Regions from separate parts of the Homo sapiens genome. Here region 1 is linked to region 2. The links are chromatin loops, found by intact Hi-C in ENCODE. Cell type or tissue: HCT116. All regions are shown on one strand. Each heading gives the region's core, and the rest is flanking DNA. Links, peaks and the distances in the headings are about the cores only.

The links. Peaks named below come from ENCODE experiments on the same cell type or tissue, not always from the same donor. Only the 100,000 strongest peaks of a DNase experiment are listed, where the experiment ranks them.
Region 1: a loop joins it to region 2, with 7 times the contacts of the local background. A loop is called at or near these places in 11 of 110 quality-filtered maps.

Annotation. Positions count from the first base shown.
Region 1 is chr22:45,084,625-45,089,995 of GRCh38, reverse strand. No RefSeq gene overlaps it. Among named protein-coding and RNA genes, the nearest start is that of NUP50-DT, 76 kb to the left of the region's middle. In HCT116, for the core only: no CTCF peak of the experiment used is centred there; no DNase peak of the experiment used is centred there.
Region 2 is chr22:44,682,324-44,687,694 of GRCh38, reverse strand. It overlaps a transcript of PRR5 not described here. Among named protein-coding and RNA genes, the nearest start is that of PRR5, 17 kb to the left of the region's middle. RefSeq lists enhancers at 1,368-1,868, 1,749-2,068, 3,045-3,584. In HCT116, for the core only: CTCF peaks have their summits at 2,538 and 2,739 (motif pointing right); DNase peaks (open chromatin) are centred at 2,124 and 2,754; H3K4me3 peaks cover 948 bases; H3K27ac peaks cover 449 bases.

The DNA of each region.
Region 1 (5,371 bases), core at 80-5,079, 400 kb before region 2:
CAAGTAATCCTCCCACCTCAGCCTCCCAAGTAGCTGTGACTATAGGTGCACGCCAGCACACCCAGCTAATGTTTGTATTTTTTGTAGAGATGGGGTTTGCTGTGTGGCCCAGGCTGGTCTCGGAGTCCTGGGCTCAAGTGATCCTCCTGCCTTGGCCTCCCAAATTGCTGGGATTATAGGAGTAAGCCGTTGTGCCTAGCCAAAGTGAAATTAACTTTAATCTTCATCTTAGTTCAATATATCTGAAATATTATCCATTCAACATGCAATCCACATACAAATTTGTATTATTGTTGTTATTTTTTAGACACAAGGTCTTGCTCTGTCACCCAGGCTGGAGTGCAGTGACATGATTATGGCTTACTGCAGCCTCAACCTCCTGGGCTCAAGAGATCCTCCTGCCTCAGCCTCTTGAGTAGCTGGGACCACAGATGTGCACCACCATGCCCAGCTAATTTTTAAATTTTTTATAGGGACGGGCTCTTGCTATGTTGTCCAGGCTGGTCTTGAAATCGGCCTCCAGCAATCCTCCTGCCTCTGTCTCCTAAAGCTCTAGGATTAGAGTCGTGAGTCACTGCACCTAGTCCACACAGAAATTATTAATGAGATATTTTACATCTTTTCCCATACATGCTGAGTCCTGCAATATGACAGTGACAGAAGGTGACAAAGATATTTAGAAACAAACTTACTAGGTGGAAAGAGGGAGTATAGAAATGAATGGCCTTTGGATAAAACCTTCCTCCCTTTGTGACTGGGCCACTCACCAACCCCTTAAAGTCTGTCCCCAGCTCAAGCTCAGGTGCAGCTGTCCCTGTGGAATGAGCCTCATGGGTGCTTTGAGGGCTAGACAGGGTGAGCTGGCTGTGCTGCAGGTCTTGCTCAGACCCTGGTGAACTGTCCCTGAATCCCTGTCTTGTTCATTCATCCAATATTTATTGATCACTGCCAATGCAAAACATGGCATACACAACATTCCATTGATCGACAACCTTCTGCCCCTGGTCTCCTCTCCTTATGACACGTTTGGAGCCTCTCAGCCTTGTCTCATTCCCTCTCATGCTAGGAGAACTCCAGTACTTGGCTTTGAACCTGACTGCTAGAGACAGAAACCTCAGCCAGCTATGGAGAAAGGGGGCCCTCCTCTCCTGCAGCTGCAGCAAAGCAGGTGTTATTCTGCATCATAAACCATCCTGGCCAATGTTTCCAAGAAAGAGATCTTCAGAGGTTGTTGCTATGCCCTGGGAAAGCTGCCTTCAATCTCCAAAACATCTGTAATCCTCATCAGGTTTCTTACTCAAGAAGTTGTGGCCCTGGGTAACGCTATATGTGTCAAAACCTGTTTTCTAAATTGTATATTTGGCTGGCTTCTCAGACCTCTCTTCCACCCCATCTACTAGAGTGACCTTTCTCAATTCCAAATCCGCTTAAGGCAAAGAGCTTCATCAGTGCATCCTTCTTCTCCCTGTTCACTTAAAAATAAATCACTATATACACATTTAGAAAAAGAGAGAAGACTGGCCGGGCGTGGTGGCCCACGCCTGTAATCCTAGCACTTTGGGAGGCCTAGGTGGGTGGATCACAAGGTCAGGAGATCGAGACCATCCTGGCTAACACGGTGAAACCCTGTATCTACTAAAAATACAAAAAGTTAGCCAGGCGTGGTGGCACATGCCTGTAGTCCCAGCTACTTGGGAGGCTGAGGCAGGAGAGTGGCTTGAACCCGGGAGGTAGAAGTTGCAGTGAACTGAGATTGCACCACTGCACTCCAGCCTGGGTGACAGAGACAGACTCCTCCTCAATTAAAAAAAAAAAAGAAAAAGAGAAGAGACTTTATTTCTTCTAAAGGGTTCCACCCTGCAAGGTGGCCATGGAGCAAGGTGGGAAGTATACCTCCGGCCAAGACCAGAGACAGGCTCTTTGAAGGAGGAGGGGTTGGGCCTGACCAGGCTGGCTAATCATACATATTCAACAGGTTACAGGAGGAGCTATGAATATTCATGAAGGTGTCCTGACTCATGCGTACTGAATAATCATGCACGTCACAGGTGACCCATGTTCACTTTGGGATGGAGACTCCACATTTAAATGTATTACAATCAGGCCCAAAAGATCCTTTCAGGACAGGAAGGCCTGAAAGTGCACTCTGTAAACCCGCCGGTGCCAGTCCATGGTGGGTGGCCTTCTTATCAGGAGAAAGTTACAGAAACCAGTGTCTTGTCCAGTCAAAGCTGGAATTAGGGCTGGTGGAACAGGAGGTCATTAGTTAGCATCTGGGAGCTAGATGAGTTGCAAGTGTTTGAATCTTGCTCATCTTGAGGCCAGGGCTTATTTAGCTGCTGGAGAACAAGGAAAAACCTTGTGGCAGGTAGAACCTCATTTTTTTGTTTGTTTGTTTGTTTTGTTTTTTGTTTTTTAATTTTTTTTTTTTTCGAGATGGAGCCTCACTCTGTCGCCTAGGCTGGAGTGCAATGGCATGGTCTCAGCTCACTGCAACGTCCACCTCCCGGGTTCAAGCAATTCTCCTGTCTCAGCCTCCCAAGTAGCTAGGACTACAGGCATGTGCCACCACACCCAGCTAGTTTTTATATTTTTAGTAGAGACAGGGTTTCACTATGTTGGCCAGGCTGGTCTTGAACTCTTGACCTCATGATCCATCCACTTCGGCCTCCCAAAGGGCTGGGATTACAGGCGTGAGCCACTGCACCTGGCTCCTCGTCTGTTTTTTAAGTGTAGGGGCGCAGCATTCAACCCTTGTGACCATAGGTCCTGTTTACAATTTGGTATCTTTTTGTCACAAAGAGTCTGTTCTGTCTCTCTTATGATGTCTATTCTAGCATTAATGCTGGCCAGTTGTTGTTTGTGCTGTTTGTTTGACTGGGACATACTATTTTATTTTATTTTTATTTTTTTGAGACAGAGTCTTGCTCTGTCACCAACCTGGAGTGCAGTGGCATGATCTCAGCTCACTGCAACCCCCGCCTCCCAGGTTCAAGCGATTCTCCTGCCTCAGCCTCCCGAGTAGCTGGGACTATAGGTATGTGCCACCACGCCCAGCTAATTTTTGAATTTTTAGTAGAGACGGGGTTTCACCATGTTGGACAGGCTGGTCTCAAACTCCTGACCTCATGATCCACCCACGTCAGCCTCCCAGAGTGCTGGGATTGCAAGCGTGAGCCACGTGCCCAGCCTGACTGAGACATATTAATTGGTACTTAAAAGCACTTACTATGTGCTTTAAACCATAAAAAGGAGAAAATCTGATGAGCCGTGTCTGACCTGTCCTGTCATGGCCAGGAACTCATAAGATTTCTCTGGAGTCCCCTTGGCCACAGGAGGTCCACTCAGTTGGTGGAGCACTTAGGATTTTATTTTTAGTTTACATGCCCCACAGATGTGGGGTTAGACAAAGAAAGAAAAACAGAGACTGGGTTTCGTAGCAAGGATTCACGAGCCCAGACCCATTCTGCTCTAGGAGACATTGGCAGTGTCTAGAGACATTTTTGGTTGTCACACTGGGCAGGGGGTCCTCCTGGCAGGTAGTAGGTGGAGGCCACGGATGCTGCTCACACCCTACAGAGCACAGGGCAGGCCCCACCACAGGGAGGGACGGATCCACCCTCGGGTGTCAGTAGTGGTGAAGCTGAGAAGCCTGTGATATGGTTTGGCTCCGTGTACCCACCCAAATCTCACCTCAAATTTTAATCCCCAAGTGTCGAGGGAGGGACCTGGGGGGAGGTGATTGGATCATGGGGGCAGTTTCCCCCATGCTGTTCTCATGATAATGAGTGAGTTCTCACAAGAGCTGATGGTTTAAAAGTGTGTGGCTTGGCCGGGCAAGGTGGCTCATGCTTGTGGTCCCAGCACTTTGGGAGGCCGAGGCGGGTGGATCACCTGAGGTCGGGAGTTCAAGACCAGCCTCACCACCATGGAGAAACCCCTATCTCTACTAAAAATACAAAATTAGCGGGGCATGGTGGCATGTGCCTGTAATCCCAGCTACTCAGGAGGTGGAGGCAGGAGAATCGCTTGAACCTGGGAGGCGGGGGTTGCAGTGAGCTGAGATGGCGCCATTGCACTCCAGCCTGGGCAACAAGAGTGAAACACCGTCTAAAAAAAAAAAAAAGTGTGTGTGGCTTCTTTCACCCCCCCCTTTCTCTCCTGCTGCCTTGTGAAGGAGGTACCTGCTTCCCCTTTGCCTTCTACCATGAGTGTAAGTTTCCTGAGGCCTCCCAGCCATGCAGAACAGTGAGTCAATTAAACCTCTTTTCTTTATAAATTACCCAGTCACAGGTATTCTTTATAGCAGTGTGAGAACAGACTAATACACCCTGCTCTGGGGCTGACAATCGAATCCTGGCTCTGCCTCTTCCTAGATTTGGAACATTGGGCTATTTACCTTACCTCTTTGTGCCTCAGTCTCTTGGTTTGTAAAACAGGAATAGGAATAGTACCATCCTCATGGAGTTTATTTGAGGGTCAAAATGAATGGATACATATAGAGTGCTAGAACAGGCCTAACACACAGTAAGTGCTTTTAAGTACCAATTAATCTGTCTCAGTCAAATAAACAGCACCTCCTTAGAGACAGACTCTGCTCTAGGTGGGGAGAAGATGCATAACAGTGCAGCAAACAGATGGAGCCCCTGTGCTCCTAGAGCCTGAGAGATGCTGTGGATTCCACTCAAGTCAACTAGTATGGGGCTTGTCATCCTGCCCTGAAGGCGGTTCTTTTCCAGGCTTTTTGTCTTGGTGAACTGCTTCGTCAGCCAGCTAGGTACCCTGGCCCAAAGCCCACCACACCCTCCCTTACCTGCTCCCAGCCAGTCTGTCCTCAGCTCTGTGAGAACTCCGTATCCTCACCTCTCCCATCCATCCCTTCCATTGTGATTGCCTTGGTGCAAAGTCTCCATCGTCTCTTCCCTAGACGAGTTCAACAGCTGGTCTCCTAATCACAACCCCACTATTCCCCCCAATCCATGTTCCAGAAGGAACTTTTCTTAACTGCAAATTCTCATTATCTATGAGAAAAACCAACTCTATGCTCATCTGCAGGGCCCAGGTGGCCCTACAACATCCACCCTTCTGCCTGTCCTGCCCCAGCCCTGGCCGCGCCTGCCTGCACTTAGGGTGGAAGGACCCAAGGCCTTAGACTGTCCTCAGGGAACTGAATGTCCAAGTTACCGATGGCTCACAAACAACCCTACAACTCAGCAGCTCTAAACAGCTGTTCTTTTCTTGTGAGTCTACGGCTCAGCCGGGTGGTTCTTCCATTTATGCCTGGGTTCTCTCATCAGTCTGTGGTCAGCTGCAGGTTGAGCAGGTGGCTTTGCCTAACTTGTCTGGTCTCTTTCATGCCTCTGGAGCCTAG
Region 2 (5,371 bases), core at 103-5,102:
ATAGCAGCCAGGAGACCAGGCGCGGAGCAAGCAGGATGCTGGGAGGTGAAACTGAATTCTCCACAGAACACCAGAGGGCTTGAGGAGCTGCAACCTTAATAAAATGTAGCCTAGAAAAAGATCTACCCACTGACAATAAGAGATGACAAGAAAACTTGTCTGACTCCTCCTGAGCTTGAGGTAGGAAAAAGTGTGCAGTTCTCCTGAGGGACTCTAGCCATGGGTCTGCTCTAGCCTGGGATTAGGTTTGTATTTATAAAGCCTAACCCAACCGATGAGAAAGTGGCCCCAGGCCTGTGACAGCCGTAGGCTGCTTGGGAGAGCAATTATAAAACGCTCTGGATAGGGAAATCATCATTAACAATAATTTATCATATATTTCAAAGTAGCTAGAAGAATTGTAATGTTCCAAATGCAAAGACAATATAGATGTTTGAAGCGATGGGTTTCCCGATTACCCGGATTTGATCAAACACATTGTGTACAGGGGTCAAAATATCACACATACCCCAAAAGTATGTACAAGTGTTCTATATCAGCAACAATAAACAATGCTCTGGGAGGCATGCCCACGAGCTGGGATTCTCACAGATAAAGCCCTTGCTGGAGATAAACTCATGATCCCAAATTACACAACACACAGAAACAGACCAGCCTGAGGGAGGGACAAGCAAACACCACACATACCAGAAGGAAATTCCCGAGAAACCATTGGAGGAGACTGTAAAATTAAATTTGCCTCACATAATTAAAGATGTAAAAGAAGGAATCAAATATCGTATTTGCCGGGTGTGGTAGTTCATGCCTGTAATCCCAGCATTTTGGGAGGTCGAGGTGGGCAGATCATGAGATCAGGAGTTCAAGACCTGCCTGGCCAGCATGGCAAAACCCAGTCTCTATTAAAAATACAAAAATTACTTTGGGAGGCCAAGGCAGGCGGATCATGAAGTCAGGAGTTCAAGACCAGCCTGACCAACATTGTGAAACCCCATCTCTACTAAAAATACAAAAATTAGCTGGGCGTGGTGGTGTACACCTGTAATCCCAGCTACTCAGGAGGCTGAGGCAGGAGAATCGCTTGAAGCTGGGAGGTGGAGGTTGCAGTGAGTGAGCCAAGATCGAGCCACTGCACTCTAGCCTGGGCGACAGAGCGAGACTCCATCTCAAAACAAAACAAACAAATAAAAAAAATTAGCCAGGCGTGGTGGCACATACCTGTAATCCCAGCTACTCGGGAGGCTGAGGCAGGAGAAGCTTTTGATCCCGGGAGGCACACGTTGCAGTGAGCCGAGTTAATGCCACTGCACCCCAGCCTGGGCGACAGAGCGAGTCCCTGTCTCAAAAAAATCAACAACAACAACAACAACAAAAACACAAGAATAGAACAAGATGTTGTGAAAGCCAGGTGCCCAATAGGGGAACTTCTTTTTCTTTTCTTTTTGTTTTGAGACAGTCTCACTCTGTCGCCCAGGCTGGAGTGCAGTGGTGCGATCTCAGCTCACTGCAACCTCTCTCTCCTGGGTTCAAGGATTCTTGTGCCTCAGCCTCCAAGTAGCTGAGATTACAGGTGTGTGTTACCACACCTGGCTAATGTTTGTACTTTTAGTAGAAACGGGGTTTCACCATGTTGGCCAGCCTGCTCTCACTCCTGACCTCAGGGGATTTGCCTGCCTTGGCCTCCCAGAGTGCTGGGATTACAGACGTGAGCCACCATGCCGGGCCCCAATAGGGGAACTTCTGATGTGTGGCATCATCACGGTGCTCCCCCAGGGAGAAAGGATGGTACCACGGAAGCCAGGGCCCTGGGCACAGGGCCTGCAAGTGGAACCATCTTTCTGGGCACTATCTGGGTTAGAAGGGGACAAAGTTAGGCGGAAGGGGCATCACGTATCTCGGCTTTGATTCCAGCCCCACCCTTGGTGCTTGGGATTCTGTGTAGAAGTTCTGAGCAACTCCAGCATGTGCCTGGGCATGTCTGAGAGGGTGTCAGGCACCACAGCCCACGCCTGGCAGAGTCACGGTGGCTGTGAGTGTGCCTTTCACTGGGGAGAGCTTGTGGCTTTCACTGGGGAGAGGGGTGTGGCTTTCACTGGGGAGAGGGTGTGGCTTTCACTGGGGAGAGGGGTGTGGCTTTCACTGGCGAGAGGGGTGTGGCTTTCACTGGCTTCTCTGAAAGCGCAAGGCTCCCACCTTAAGGAGAAACTGAGGGATAAGCATGGCCCTTCTCTATGGAGCATCCACAGATTTGGGGTGGAGGAGGGAAAACATTTTTCTGATTAAATACACATGGCTCTATTCCAGACAGAGGAGAAATCGTTTTTTGTTTGTTTGTTTTGAGATGGGGTCTTGCTCTGTCCATTCTAGTCTCCACTGTCCATTTTACAGATGGTGAGACTGAGGCCTTGCACAGGAGTGGGATATGTAGGGTCACCAGCAGAGCAGGACTGTCCCAGTGCATGGGGTAAAGGACACATGCTCACTCACGGAGGCCCTACTGGGTGCTGGCACTGCGTACCCATCTACCCTCCGACCTGGGGCAGACCTACAGGCCAGAATTTCCACCCACATTTTTCAGAAGAGGAACCAGAGGCTCCGAGGGAAAGCTGACTTGCCCGGGTTGTAGGGTGAGTGAGTGGAAGGGCTGAAATCAGAGCCCAGCTGTGACTCTGGAGCTACACGCTTCCCACGGTCAGTAACCCCAGCGGCCACCAGGAGCGCCTACTTCGTGCCGGGCCCTGAGTCCCGGGCTGCCACTTCCCTTCCCCTGAGAGCCACAAGAGGGCAGTAAAGGGAGGCTCCAGAATCCCCAGGAGGGAGGACGCCTGAGCCTCCAGAGATGACATTTCACCAGGGCCTGGAAGGATGACCTCACCCAGCACGGCCAAGTGGAGCACAGACCAGAGCGACAGGAAGGGGCTGCTCCCCTACTGTGGACGCTGACATCAGCCCGGCCCTGTGCTCTGCACCCACACCCGCTGTCTGCCCCTAACCTCACAACAGTGCCCTGGGCAGAGAGCTGGGGGCGGGTGCAAGCTGGGCAACACCAGGCAGCACAGGCAGTTGGACCGCGGGTAGGAGGTGACCCTCAGGCATCCTGACCCTGGTCCCCAGTGCTCTTTGCCCCTTCCCCATCATCCCCAGGACATTTTCTTTTGAGTCTCGCTCTGTTGCCCAGGCTGGAGTACAATGGCGCGATCTCGGCTCACTGCAACCTCCACCTCCCAGGTTCAAGTGATTTTCCTGCTTCAGCCTCCTGAGTAGCTGGAACTACTCAGCTGCCGCCACCACGCCCAGCTAATTTTTGTATTTTTTTTGGTAGAGACAGGGTTTCACCATGTTGGCCAGGCTGGTCTTGAACTCCTGACCTCAGGTGATCCACCTACCTCGGCCTCCCAAAGTGCCGGGATTACAGGTATAAGCCACCGCGCCTGGCCATCACCAGCACATTTTCTACCACTCTCGAGGCTGGATCAGACTGGCTTCCAGCTCCTGGCCTCACTGGGCTCACAGCTCAGGCTCTGTGGGCACTGGGGTGGGGGCTGGGGTGGCCACAGGTGGCTTGTTTAACTGAAAAGCCCCAGGCCCCTCCTCAGCCCACCCCTCTGGCCCGGGCCCTCCTGGACCCTCAATCAATTCTGGAAGTCCTGGTTTCGACACCCCCACCCAGTCCGGGGGACACACCCTACCTGTCGCTGCAGTCAAAGCCAATGAAACCAACCCCTGCGAGGGGCCCAGCCCCTGTTCCTGGGCTAGGGCTTCTGACAAAGGATTGGGCTGGCCCCTCTTCAGCCATCCATGAACCCTATCAAGGATGACAGGGGTGGACACAGTTGTTCATCCGTGGAAGCTGCTTCCATTCCCCGGGTGGCTCGCGAGTAGGCTTCTCATCTTACTGATGGGGAGACTGAGGCTTAGGATGTAGCTAATGAGCCATGGGGAGGAGAGAGGGGGTGACTCTGCAGCCAGGGCTTGGGACCCCAGAGGGACTGGATCTGAGGCCAATCAGAGGACCTGATTCAGAGGTCCCCAAGGGTCTATGAGTTGCCCTTTGTTGGGGCCTAAGGCAGGGTGGCCTGGGAGGGTGGACACAGTCTCCTGGCTGGCTCCCCCCAGCCCCTGCCCTCCTTCGGGGTGCTGGGCGTGGGAGGAAGGCTTTGCCCAGCCACCTGGCCCTGGCCCCAAGGGGGCTCCTCATTCAGATCTTCTCGGCAGTTTCTGGTTTTGAGTAACCTAGGTCTGGGCCCTCTGTCTTGTGGTTCTGGGTGTGGGTGGCAGATGGGGTGGGGGCCAAGGCAAGAAGCCTCTTCCTCAGGAGCTGGGGCTGCCAGGTGGCCCTCAAGGTGGGTGGCTATCTCGACTACAAACTCTGTCGCTCCCCAAGCACTGGCTTGGCCCACTTGGATTTCCCCAGACTCAAGGGGCAGATGACAGGAAGGGGCTCTCCAGGGCTTCACTGCAGGGATAAGGCCAGAGGGTGGCCATGCAGTTAGAAGCTCCCAGCTTCTTGCAGGCAGCCTGAGCAATCAGCTCCCAGGGTCTGAGAGGAGAGGCAGGGGACCCAGGGGCCTCCTTGAAACCTCCTGAGTGAATGGGAGCAGAGGCCAGCTTCCTGGTGGAAGGCTCTGTCCTTGGAAGTCAGGCTCAGTTCATGTCCACATGCTCACCCTTCACTTATTTTGGGATGATCTTCCCTTAAGCCTGGTCTGGTTGGCCAACTCCTATTCATCCTGCAAAACCCTTCTTGGAGTAACCTAATCCACCAAAGTCTTCTCTGTAGCCCTGCCCCACCACACACACATCTGCGTTTAGAGGACAGTACTGTCCAGACCTCCCGCTACAGTGGGCACATTCCCTAGTGGGCTCAGAGAGGCCTTGGGCGGCCCTGCAGAATGAGAGCGGCAATTTCCTTAGGTGACTCCTGTAATTATAACATGGCTTAGCAGCTACTCAGCTCTGGCCACACGCCAGGTACCATGATTGTCTCTGCGACATTCCCGTGTCGAGAGAGCCATCTGCAGCCTCCTTTTAACTCAAGTGTTTCTTGAGAACCTCCTATGGGCCAGGCCTGAGCTAAGTGCCGGATTCAAATCTGACCTTGGCCAAATCAGTCACCCCGTGCCGGCCTCCATGTCTTCACCAGGCTTTCATAATTGCTCTGTGAGAAGGCAGAGTGTGAGGCGCAGGGGGTCTTCATTTCACCTATGGGCACAGAGAGGCCAGCGGGGACATGGTGGAATCCAGAGCCCAGCACCAGAGGCTATGTCCAGGCAGCTGACAGCCACGGTGGAAGGTGGATGAAGAGCTCTGGCTGGGGCCTGGATGGGCCTCCTCCCCATCCCCTTCCTCCTCCCCCCATTCTCTCCACCGTCTG